Regions from separate parts of the Mus musculus genome. Here region 1 is linked to region 2. Evidence: chromatin contacts called from ENCODE Hi-C or POLR2A ChIA-PET data. All regions are on one chromosome and are shown on one strand. The core of a region is the stretch at or near the end of the contact, and the rest is flanking DNA. Distances in the headings are between cores, read along the strand shown. Region 1 overlaps Znrf1 (zinc and ring finger 1). Region 2 overlaps Znrf1 (zinc and ring finger 1).

Evidence for each region. Hi-C counts contacts between places; a loop is a spot of excess contacts on that map. ChIA-PET counts read pairs that join two places held with the same protein, here RNA polymerase II (POLR2A).
Region 1: a loop to region 2 is called in a map of heart, with 2.1 times the contacts of the local background. The contact joins two enhancer-like sites. A Hi-C loop is called at or near these places in 5 of 37 maps with a recorded cell type or tissue (heart and v-Abl transformed pro-B cells). POLR2A ChIA-PET finds 5 or more read pairs at or near these places in 1 of 5 experiments (Patski).

The regions. Positions count from the first base shown.
Region 1 is chr8:111,593,511-111,598,234 of GRCm38, forward strand. All of the region lies in intron 1 of Znrf1 (zinc and ring finger 1), which reads left to right. Among named protein-coding and RNA genes, the nearest start is that of Ldhd, 34 kb to the right of the region's middle. Within about 2 kb of position 2,326, at least 1 of the 3 ENCODE cell types and tissues checked has a DNase peak (open chromatin) inside an H3K27ac peak, as active enhancers do; it is heart, where a contact is called at or near this core.
Region 2 is chr8:111,560,632-111,565,549 of GRCm38, forward strand. The region is part of intron 1 of Znrf1 (zinc and ring finger 1); the gene reads left to right. Among named protein-coding and RNA genes, the nearest start is that of Znrf1, 26 kb to the left of the region's middle. Within about 2 kb of position 1,365, at least 1 of the 3 ENCODE cell types and tissues checked has a DNase peak (open chromatin) inside an H3K27ac peak, as active enhancers do; it is heart, where a contact is called at or near this core.

The DNA of each region.
Region 1 (4,724 bases), core at 1,076-3,575, 34 kb after region 2:
TGTAGCCCCACTCCTTGTGCTAGCACCTTGTCCTGGCCCTATTATAATTCAGGCAGTGAGGCGTGCTTTGCCTTTTAATTGTTTTCTTGTGCCCTATCAAGAGCTGGAGCTCCATAAAGCAGCTCTTTCCTCCCCTGTGTGCTGTTCAGTGTCTTTCCTTCCCTGAGTCTGGCATGTAGTAAGCTACAGTGGAGTGGAGAAAATGGACCTAGATTTTGGTGTCTGCATGCTAGAGACAGTGATCTGTGTACCAAACACATAGGAACTCCTGTAGCCAGTGAAGTGTTAAAACAGGATGCAACTTTGGATTGTCTTTTCTCTTCTATAGGTTAGAAATGTAAACATAACAGAGTCCTTTAACTGGAAGTAGATGGAAGTAGATGGCCCAGTGCGCAGCAGTCCTAGGCCCTCGTTGTGATGGGAGGAATTGCAGTGAAGAGGGCTGAAGGGGCTCCATCTGAGTCCCTCTGCTTTTACACTGAGATGCAGAAGCTATGTTAAGTCCAGTGATTGCCACATAAGCCACTAGTCACACCATTCCCGTGTGTGAACTGCAAGAAGACCACCTTGCTGTGACTTACAGGAAGAAGTGAGGCATCTTTTTTCAGTGCTCCTGACCCTACCCCTCAGATCCTATCTTGTTGGGTAAAAGAAAGTATTTTTTTAAATTGAGGGAGCTGTGAAGGTGGCTTAAGGGCCCACAGACACCAGAAGAGGGTGTCAGAGGCCCTGGAACTAGAGCTAGAGATGGCTGTGAGCTGCCATTCGGGTGCTGGGTATCAAACCCAGATCCTCTGTAAGAGCAGTGATCTTAGCCACTGTGTCATCTCTCCAGCCCCCAAGACTTAAAATAGTTGTGTATAGATGCATTTTTATTTCCTTCCTGCCTGCCTTCCTTCCTCCCTCCCTCTCCCCCCCCCTGTGTGTGTGTGTGTGTGTGTGTGTGTGTGTGTGTGTGTGTGTGAGAGAGAGAGAGAGAGAGAGAGAGAGAGAGAGAGAGAGAGAGAGTTCTTGTTCCTTGGCCTTTGTTTTTAGATCTGCCACTGTATGTGTATTGAGTCCATTGTTTGTGTCTGCTTGCTTGGGAACTCTTGTACTGTCTCAGTGTGCATGTTCTCTGTTGCACCAACCATGGTCTCCCATGGTGCTGTTCTGGGATGTCCTACAGTGTGCTGTGACAAACATCCACTGTGTCTGAGAAATAACCCAGAAGTGACGTTGCTAGGTCATATAGACCTTTGTGGGACCTCTTCTAAGGACTCAGATGTCACTGTGTCCCATTTCCCCCTGGTTTCCTGTATGGTTACTTCAGATGTCCCAACTTTACCCTAGATCTGGAATTTTGCAGTGATAGCAAGAAAGGCTGGGATTTTATTCTCTTGTAGGTTTTACTGTTTTGACCTACTTTGAACTGTTCAAATGCCCGCTGTTCCTTCTGTTAATTGTAGAGATTCACTCTCCTGTCCTGAGTTTGTAACTTGTTTCTGAGTCCTGTATGGAGGCAGTAGGTACAGTGGCCAAATATAGAGTGAACATGCTGATCTGGGCACACACTTGGCTTCTGTCTGCGTGTGCCAGTCTCGTCCATAAGCTGGAAACAGGCAGACAGGCCACAGGATGGGTATCAAGAGTCTACATGCCAGCATACACCAAATCTGCCCATTCTTTCCTTCCTGCTGGGAGACAAGAACAGCACAGCATGACTATCTAGAAGAAAGAGCACAATGCTCTAAGTTTAATGGAACATTTATGGTGGACTCATGTCTAGGATTTACTTCAAAATAATCTGGGGCAGGGAAAGTAGCTATGGTGAACAGTGTAAAATTTGCCATCCAGATTTAGACACATCTAAGACTAAAGGAGAGAACTATTCATTGCACTAGGATAGCAATCCATAACCAGATTGTCCTAGCAAACCAAGATATGTATACCTCAGGCAAGCATGAGATGGGCCTGTCCCGGAGTTGGTCATTGTTGAGGCTAGGCGGCTAGTACTTGGAAGCTCATTCTATTTTTTGTTTGAAGATTTCCATAATAGAAGAGATTTCTAAGATATTTTTTAGACTGCCACAGTGGCTGTAGTCCCCCCAAAGGAGCTATGGAGATTGTGAAGCTGGGGATTTAGCCCAATGGGAGAGCATTTTCTATACACAAGGCTCTGGGTTTGATACCTATATCTTCTCTCACCACCCCCACTCCGTTCCCCTTTCAACCTCCAAAAATAGTCCCTTTTGCTCTGAAAGTGGTTGTTGGGACCCTTGCCAGCCCATTAAGAGTAGTAAGCTTAGGTCATCTCTGCTGGCTGCACCCTGGGCACCTCTAGAAGGGCCCCTCCACCTGCTCTTGTTGACAGGAAGAATGAGAGGCTGCAGGTTGCTCTAGCCTAATGGGATTGGTTCAGCCTGCCCGGGGACCAACCGCAACAGTTCCCTTCACAAACACACCACTGTCTGGTAGAGATCTGTACACAGGCACATGCGATTGTTATCTGTGGCAGGCAGGAAGCAGTCTGCAGACAGCGGGCTCTTAACCGACATTCTGCGGCGCGCGCACTTCCCTGTCCTACTTACCCCTCGCCCTGGTTTCAGCAGTTGCTGGAACTGAGAAGTTGAAGGCAGCCTCTGCCGGGGTAAACTCCAGCAGTGGGTGCACATACCTGTAGTTGGTTAGCTCTGTGCAGTAGTACACGGTTGGTCCTCCTTCATACGGTTCCATGAGAACTTGGCGTAGTGCTTCTGGAAACGGATGGATCCTGAGCCCATCCCAAGAGTCCCAAGAATCTATGTATAAGGTCTATTCACCAGATAAGCCTAATCCACTGTGGACATTTCTGTTCAGTTCCCTAAGGACACCCATTGATTCACCAAGAGTAGAAATTATATTTAATTCTCTGCTGTGTATCCTACTGTTCAATATAGAGTAAATGTGAATGGACAGACTGACTGATTTAATGCCCATCCTGAGTTTGGCCAGCAGTTATGTTTTCATTGGTACCTAGAGAATAGAATGTACTCTGTGGGTGTAAAGATTATACTCCAAGTCCTCTCTGGAATCCCGTCATCTGGTGTGGTGTAAGCGGTGGGGTCTGTGGGAGGTGCTTGGCTTTAGATAAGGTTGTTACAATGGAGTCTTGATCATGGAGTTGTGCTTTTAGACGAGACAGAGTCACCAGCACTCTCTACCATGTTAGGACACAACAAGAAGGCTGTTGCCTACAGGCCAGGAGTAAAACACTACATCTGCTAGCACCTTGTATCTTTGGCTTGAAAGTCAATAGAACTGTGAGAAATAAATATTTGCTCTTTAAGCTACTGGTGGTCCACAGTATTTAGTCATAGCAACCCAAATGGACTGCGAGAGCCCAGATAATTTTCAGCAGGACCAAAGAATCCCAATTATTCCGCTTTGCCTTCTTTTCTGAGACAGGGTCTCACTCTGTAACCCTGTCTGACCTGGAACTTGCCTTAGCCTCAAGTACTGGGATTAAAGGCGTACAGCCTCGAGTCGGGAGGTGATGTGCCTGATGCTGGCTTCATTTCTCTTGAACAGAGAGAAAGCATCTGAGCACTGGTGCTGAGTCGAGATCTGTCTGTCTGTCTGGATGGGTGCTTTTTAATTCTTGCCACATATTTCAATAAGCAGTATTTGTCAATATTTATGTTTCTGAAGCCAATCTTCTGGGAAATTGGTGTGCTGACTGGAAATAAGGAAATGTTAAAACCAATATAAAAATAGTCCTCAAGGCAAAATGTCAAAGTGAAGAAGGAGTTTGCAGTTTGTGGTTCTCTCATCTCATAGGCATTTATGAGGGAAAGGTCCAGAACACAGACTGCATAGGACATAATTTGTCTGCTGCCTTGTGCTTGTCCGTGATGTAACTTTCTGTTACAGATTGCTTGCTTTCAGTAGGAGGGCCTTGGCTTTCTTAACCTTGGCTCTGTTGTCACAGGAAAGATTTATGAGGTATCCTCATGTTCCCACTAACATGTTGGAGTCTTTTCCACCAGTCTCCTTATTCCCACCCTCAACTTCCTCATTCTTATCTCCCAGAGTCAAGTAATCTGAGCCAGAGGAGAAACAATGAATACTATGCCTTGCACACCCTGGTAGAGATCATGTGCTATTTTAGGGATCTTAGAATTGGAGGCTCTTTTTGTTTGTGCTATACCCAGGGACTCTCTAGGAAATTTCTTTTGACCCTTTAGTCAATACCTCAAAAAACACTAGGATATTTCCATGTAGCTGTGGGTGACAGGAAAGCAATAAGGCTGTGAGGCTGGCACTCCCTCCCTCTTCCATCCTGTGTTTTTCTCTTTAGGTGCCATTTCAAAACCCAGTGTGGCCTTGGGAACTATATCCTGAGTGTCTGCCTCCATGTACTCCAGGGTGTAAGTGCAGCCGAGCGGAGGATGTGCTGATGAGAAGGGGCCAGGGCTAAAGTCACGCAGGAATCCAAATGTTCATTGTTTCTTATGTGCTAGGGCCCAAGCTTCAGCTAGTACTTTCTGAGAAATGAACAGAGGAGTATGTGTTTTTATAATCTGGGATTATAGGGAGCACCTAGGAAGAACCTTCTAGTTGACTTCCAGTGATGTGAAGGCCAGGGCTGGTGATATTTACAGATGTTAAGTTGCACAATGCAGGCTAGAAAGACGGCTCAGTGGTTAAGAGCACTGACTGCTCTTCCAGAGGTTCTGAGTTCAGTTCCCAGCAACCACATGGTG
Region 2 (4,918 bases), core at 115-2,614:
GTACTGTTTGCATCTAGAGAGTTTACTGGTAGAAAACATATGGAAAGGGTGTCCTGGTGTCCTGCTGTTTTTAAATTCAGACTAACATTTTTTTCTTTATGTTGGAAACTTCACATTCACATTCAATGTAGTGTTTATCATCTCTGTCTGTTTGTTCCTTCTCTCCTTTCCCAGTCCTTATTTAAATTAAAAATTGACTCCAGCTTAATAATTTTTTTTTTTTTTTTTTGCTTTTAGGAGGAGGGTTTTATAATATAGATTTGTTTTTACTGGTTACAGTGTGTCTTTAACTAGGGCTTTTTTTTTTCTTTTAAGACATGTAGACCAGGCTAGCCACAAATTCACTGCATAGTTGGGGATGACCTTGAACCTAAAAAAGTGCATGCTCACATTCGTGAGTCTAAGCACACATGTATGCGTGTGTGTAGAGAGTATGCAGAAGCCAAAGGAGGACAAGGACACTGTGGGTCCTGCTCTGCCACTGTCTCCCTTATTCCTTTGTCAAACGATTTCATACTCACCTGGGACTAGCCCGGCAGCAAATGACATCGGCCCCCTTGTCCCCCCCCCCCCTACAGAGTTGGAGCTCAGGTGATGAATGTACAGCTACAGCTAGCTTTTTAGATAGTTGCTAAGGATTTGAACTCGGGTCCTTATGCTTATACAATGAAAAACTCTCGCCTATAGTAAATACATAGTATTTATATCACCTCAGTGTAAAAACAGGACTAAGAGACTATATTATTCTTCCATTCATTTTCCCAGAGGAAAGGACACATATATTTCACGTGCACGTACACACACACAACACCTCACAGTACACTGGTTGGTGGTTATTCCTTTTGCTTTAACCGGTTAATTATTGTATAAAGAAATGTGATTTTTAATGTATTCATAAATATATATCCATCAGCCTTAAGCAGATCCCAAAATATTTAACTCCCACCTCAGATTTGCCTGAGGAAAGCAAATGAGTTGTTGCTAAAAAGTAAAACCCAGAGTTTGCAGTTCATAAGACAGACATGAGAAAGTCAGTAGGTAGTAAAATTCAAGCCATAGGAAGAAAACACTCGGAAGGTACAAATAGCCTCATTGTACTGGTTCTATGCTTCAAGTGGTTAACTTAAAGAGTGAGGGAAGTTTTAATCTAACAGACGGATGAAGGCTGGGCTATAATTAGTAAGAGGCTGCCATTACCAGTTTAATGCAGTGCAGGTCCCACTTATGTAAGAATGCAGAAGGATCATAGGGAAGCTCTTGTCTTCCCAATTCTCAAGAGCGCAGCTCTGCTTGCTGCTAGCACCCTTCTGAGTATGAAAACCAGTGCCCTGTTCCAGTCTTAGCAGGGTAAATTCAAGGCCTGTTGCTTCAGTCCCAGCTCTCAGTCAGCCATGGGGATCCCTAAGGGTTTGCTCAGCCGCCTGTGCTTCTGGCTCACCTCAGCTTCTCCTTTTAAGGACCCATCTCGGGCAGCCACGTCATCATCACTTTTGTTCTGAAGGCTTGAGAACAGCCTACCAAAAATGTAGAACCAACTTAACTTCTTTGAGCTACTGAAATCTTAAACATTTATAAAGGAATGCTGGTGTTTTAATTGTACTTGGGTAAGTAAGATTTGTTCAGTATATATTGGTATATACCTATGTATATTTAATGAATGAAGCCGTGTATGATTTGGTTTCTTTAATAGGTTTAAAGAAAATCTTTGGGCTATGTATGTAACACTTTGAGAGATCTCATCTCATTCATCTAGGGTGGGAGAAAGGGGTTGTGAACTTGACATTTCTTGAGTCCCTGATCCGTGCCAAGCTCAGGGTCGGAACTTTACATATATCCCCACTTTTCCTTTATAACCGTCTCAAGCACAGAAGGACATGACTCCCATCATACAGATGAGAAAATAGTGTCAGAGTTTCTGTCTGACATCTACATTGTATTTCACAACCTTTAGGATGGCAACATTTAAATGTGATTGTGTTTGTTTTCTTTCCTGTTGCATAATTTACAGGAAATGTTGCTATGTGCGGGTAAGAGCAGCACATGATACTCTTGGCATGTTTTAACAAACTCTTAAGAATGGGACCACACTGATGATATGTTATGTGTTCTTCATATTTAATCCCTGGGTTCCCTTCCCTTCCCTTCCCTTCCCTTCCCTTCCCTTCCCTTCCCTTCCCTTCCCTTCCCTTCCCTTCCCTTCCCTTCCCTTCCCTTCCCTTCCCTTCCCTTCCCTTCCCTGTTTTTGTTTTTGTTTTTGTTTTTGTTTTTGTTTAACAAGGTCTAACTATAAGGTCTAGCTTAGGCTGACCAGGAACTCATAATGCAGAAAACCAAGCTGATCTTGAATTCAAAGAGACACACTTGCCCCTGTCTCCTGCTTGCTGGGATAACTTGCTTTTTTTTTTTTTTTTCCCCCCCGAGACAGGGTTTCTCTGTATAGTCCTGGCTGTCCTGGAACTCACTCTGTAGACCAGGCTGGCCTCGAACTCAGAAATCCGCCTGCCTCTGCCTCCCAAGTACTGGGATTAAAGGCGTGTGCCACCATGCCCGGCAACTTGCTTTTTAATATATAAATTGAGAAGCCACAGAACTTTTTGCTGACAGATAAGGACCAGTCTATGATAGGGAAATTAATTTGAACTGGCTTGTGAACCCTTTTTTCTTCCTCCTGGCAGTTGGGTCTCTGGCTCCAAGTCCCTATGATTTTGAGAGCTGATCTAAAACCTATCTTTGTTGTCTGCTGTTACGTAATACAATCAGCCTTAAAACTTAATGGCTTGTTTCTTGGGTTGGGATAATGGCTCAGTCCAATAAAGTCCTTTTTGTACAATCATAAGGACATGAGTTCAATGCCCAGAACCCATGGAAAAAGCCAGACATGGAGGTATGTGCTCGTCATCCTAGGGTTGGCGAGGTGGAGACAAGTGGCTCCCTTGACCTTGATAGCCAGTCAGCCAACCTAACTTGCTTGGCAGATGCCAGGCCTCTGAGAGACCCTGCCTCAAAAAGAAAGAAATTGTTGGACAGCACCTCAGGCAAAACGCCTGAGGTCATCCTCAGCCTCTGCACACATATGCCCTTGCACCTGCCTACATACAAAACCTCACATACGTGTATAGACATACATACATACATACATACATACATACATACAAACAAACAACTTAATGGCTTACAACCATAGTAACTCTGTGACACAGGAAGTTAGGCAGGGCTCAGCTGGGTTCTTTGTAACAACAGCTGGGGTGGTTGTGTTCAGACAGCACCTGTAGCGGGAGTGTCTAAATACTTGCTAGAGTCCCTGCCACCTTGACTAGCATGGCTAGGAGGCAGGAACCCTCTCTCACGTGGCTCTATCTTTGCTTGACTGGTATGGGTTTTCTTATATGGCAGCTAGATTCCGGGAGAAAAGCATTCTAAGGGACTAAGGCAGAAGTTGGAACTCTTACAGGCCTCTGCCTTTTAAGCGCAGCTAATGTTTTTCCCAGGTCATAATCCCATTTTAACTTATGAAAAATTCACAATTAGGACTGGAATAGTTGAGTTGGAAGTCACTTAATAACATGATGAGCACTGGGGTTTGATTCCCCAGCACCAAAGGAACAGAGCAGAGCAGGGCAGAGCACCTCCCTTTTCACCCCAGGACACCCTGTGTGGGGGCCCCTGTGTGAGCACCGTGGCTGTGTAGTCAGTAGGGCAAGTGCTTTTTCAATGAGCTACACTCCAGTCCAGGTTCCCTCCCTCCATGTCTCCTTCCTTTCCTCCCTCCCTCCCTCCCTCCCTCCCTCCCTCCCTCCCTCCCTCCCTCCCTCCCTCCCTCTCTTGCTCTGTCTTTCTCTATTTCTCCACCTCCACCCCTTTTTTGTTTTGTTTTGTTTTGTTTTGTTTTTTTCAAGACAGGGTTTCTCTGTGTCTGTAGCCTTGGGTGTTGTAGAACTTACTCTGTAGACCAGGCTGACCCTGAACTCAGAGATCAGCCTGCCTCTGCCTCCTGAGTGTTGGGATCAAAGGAGTGTGCCATCACTGCTTGCTGGACTAGCCCTGGTTTTCTTAAGACAGTTTATTTAGGAGTCCTTTGAGACGAGTGTCTCACTGTGTAACCCTGGCTGTCCTCAAACTTGGGGTCTTCCTGCCTATGCCTCCAGTATTGGGAGTAGAGGCATGGACCACTACACCCAGCAAACTTTAGGGCAGTCTTCCCAGCATTAAAGAATTGTTGTTAGCTCATACATAAGTGTGTTGCACTGTGCATTAACTTAAGAGTCTTAGAACCAGAACCGTTTGTTCCGTGTCCCTCATTCTCATCCTCTCAGTGGTGAGCTGGCCTTCCCTTGTGTAGGAGTGACAGGGAAAGTTAAGGGTGATAACTCAGCCTCTTCTGTCTTTCTTGGTAGGCGGGAAGATTATGAATCCAAGGCCTATATTGGCTCTCCTGTGTTCTTCCTTTATTAAAATCATCTATGTATCTGTGAGTTCCCCAGCTGCCTGCTCAGGTTTGCTTCCCTGATCCTTGACTGATGGGCCATTTTGAGAGTTGCTCTATTCAGATTTTATATCAGATACTATCGTTGTTGTTGTCTGTTTTTGCCTAGGCAGCTAACACACTATCACCCCAGGCAGACATGTTCGTTCTTCTCTCTTCAGGAGGTTGTGAGAGGAAGCTCACATTGCATGCTCCTGCTTCTTCCCCTCAGTTGTACTTTGCAGACCATTCCATCTCATTCTTTTTTTTTTTTTTGGTTTTTGGTTTTTTGAGACAGGGTTTCTCTGTGTAGCCCTGGCTGTCCTGGGACTCACTTTGTAGACCAGGCTGGCCTCGAACTCAGAAATCCGCCTGAGTGCTGGATTAAAGGCGTGCGCCACCACACCCGTCTTCCATCTCGTTCTTAGCAAAAGTTGGCATCTGCCTTCTTCATAG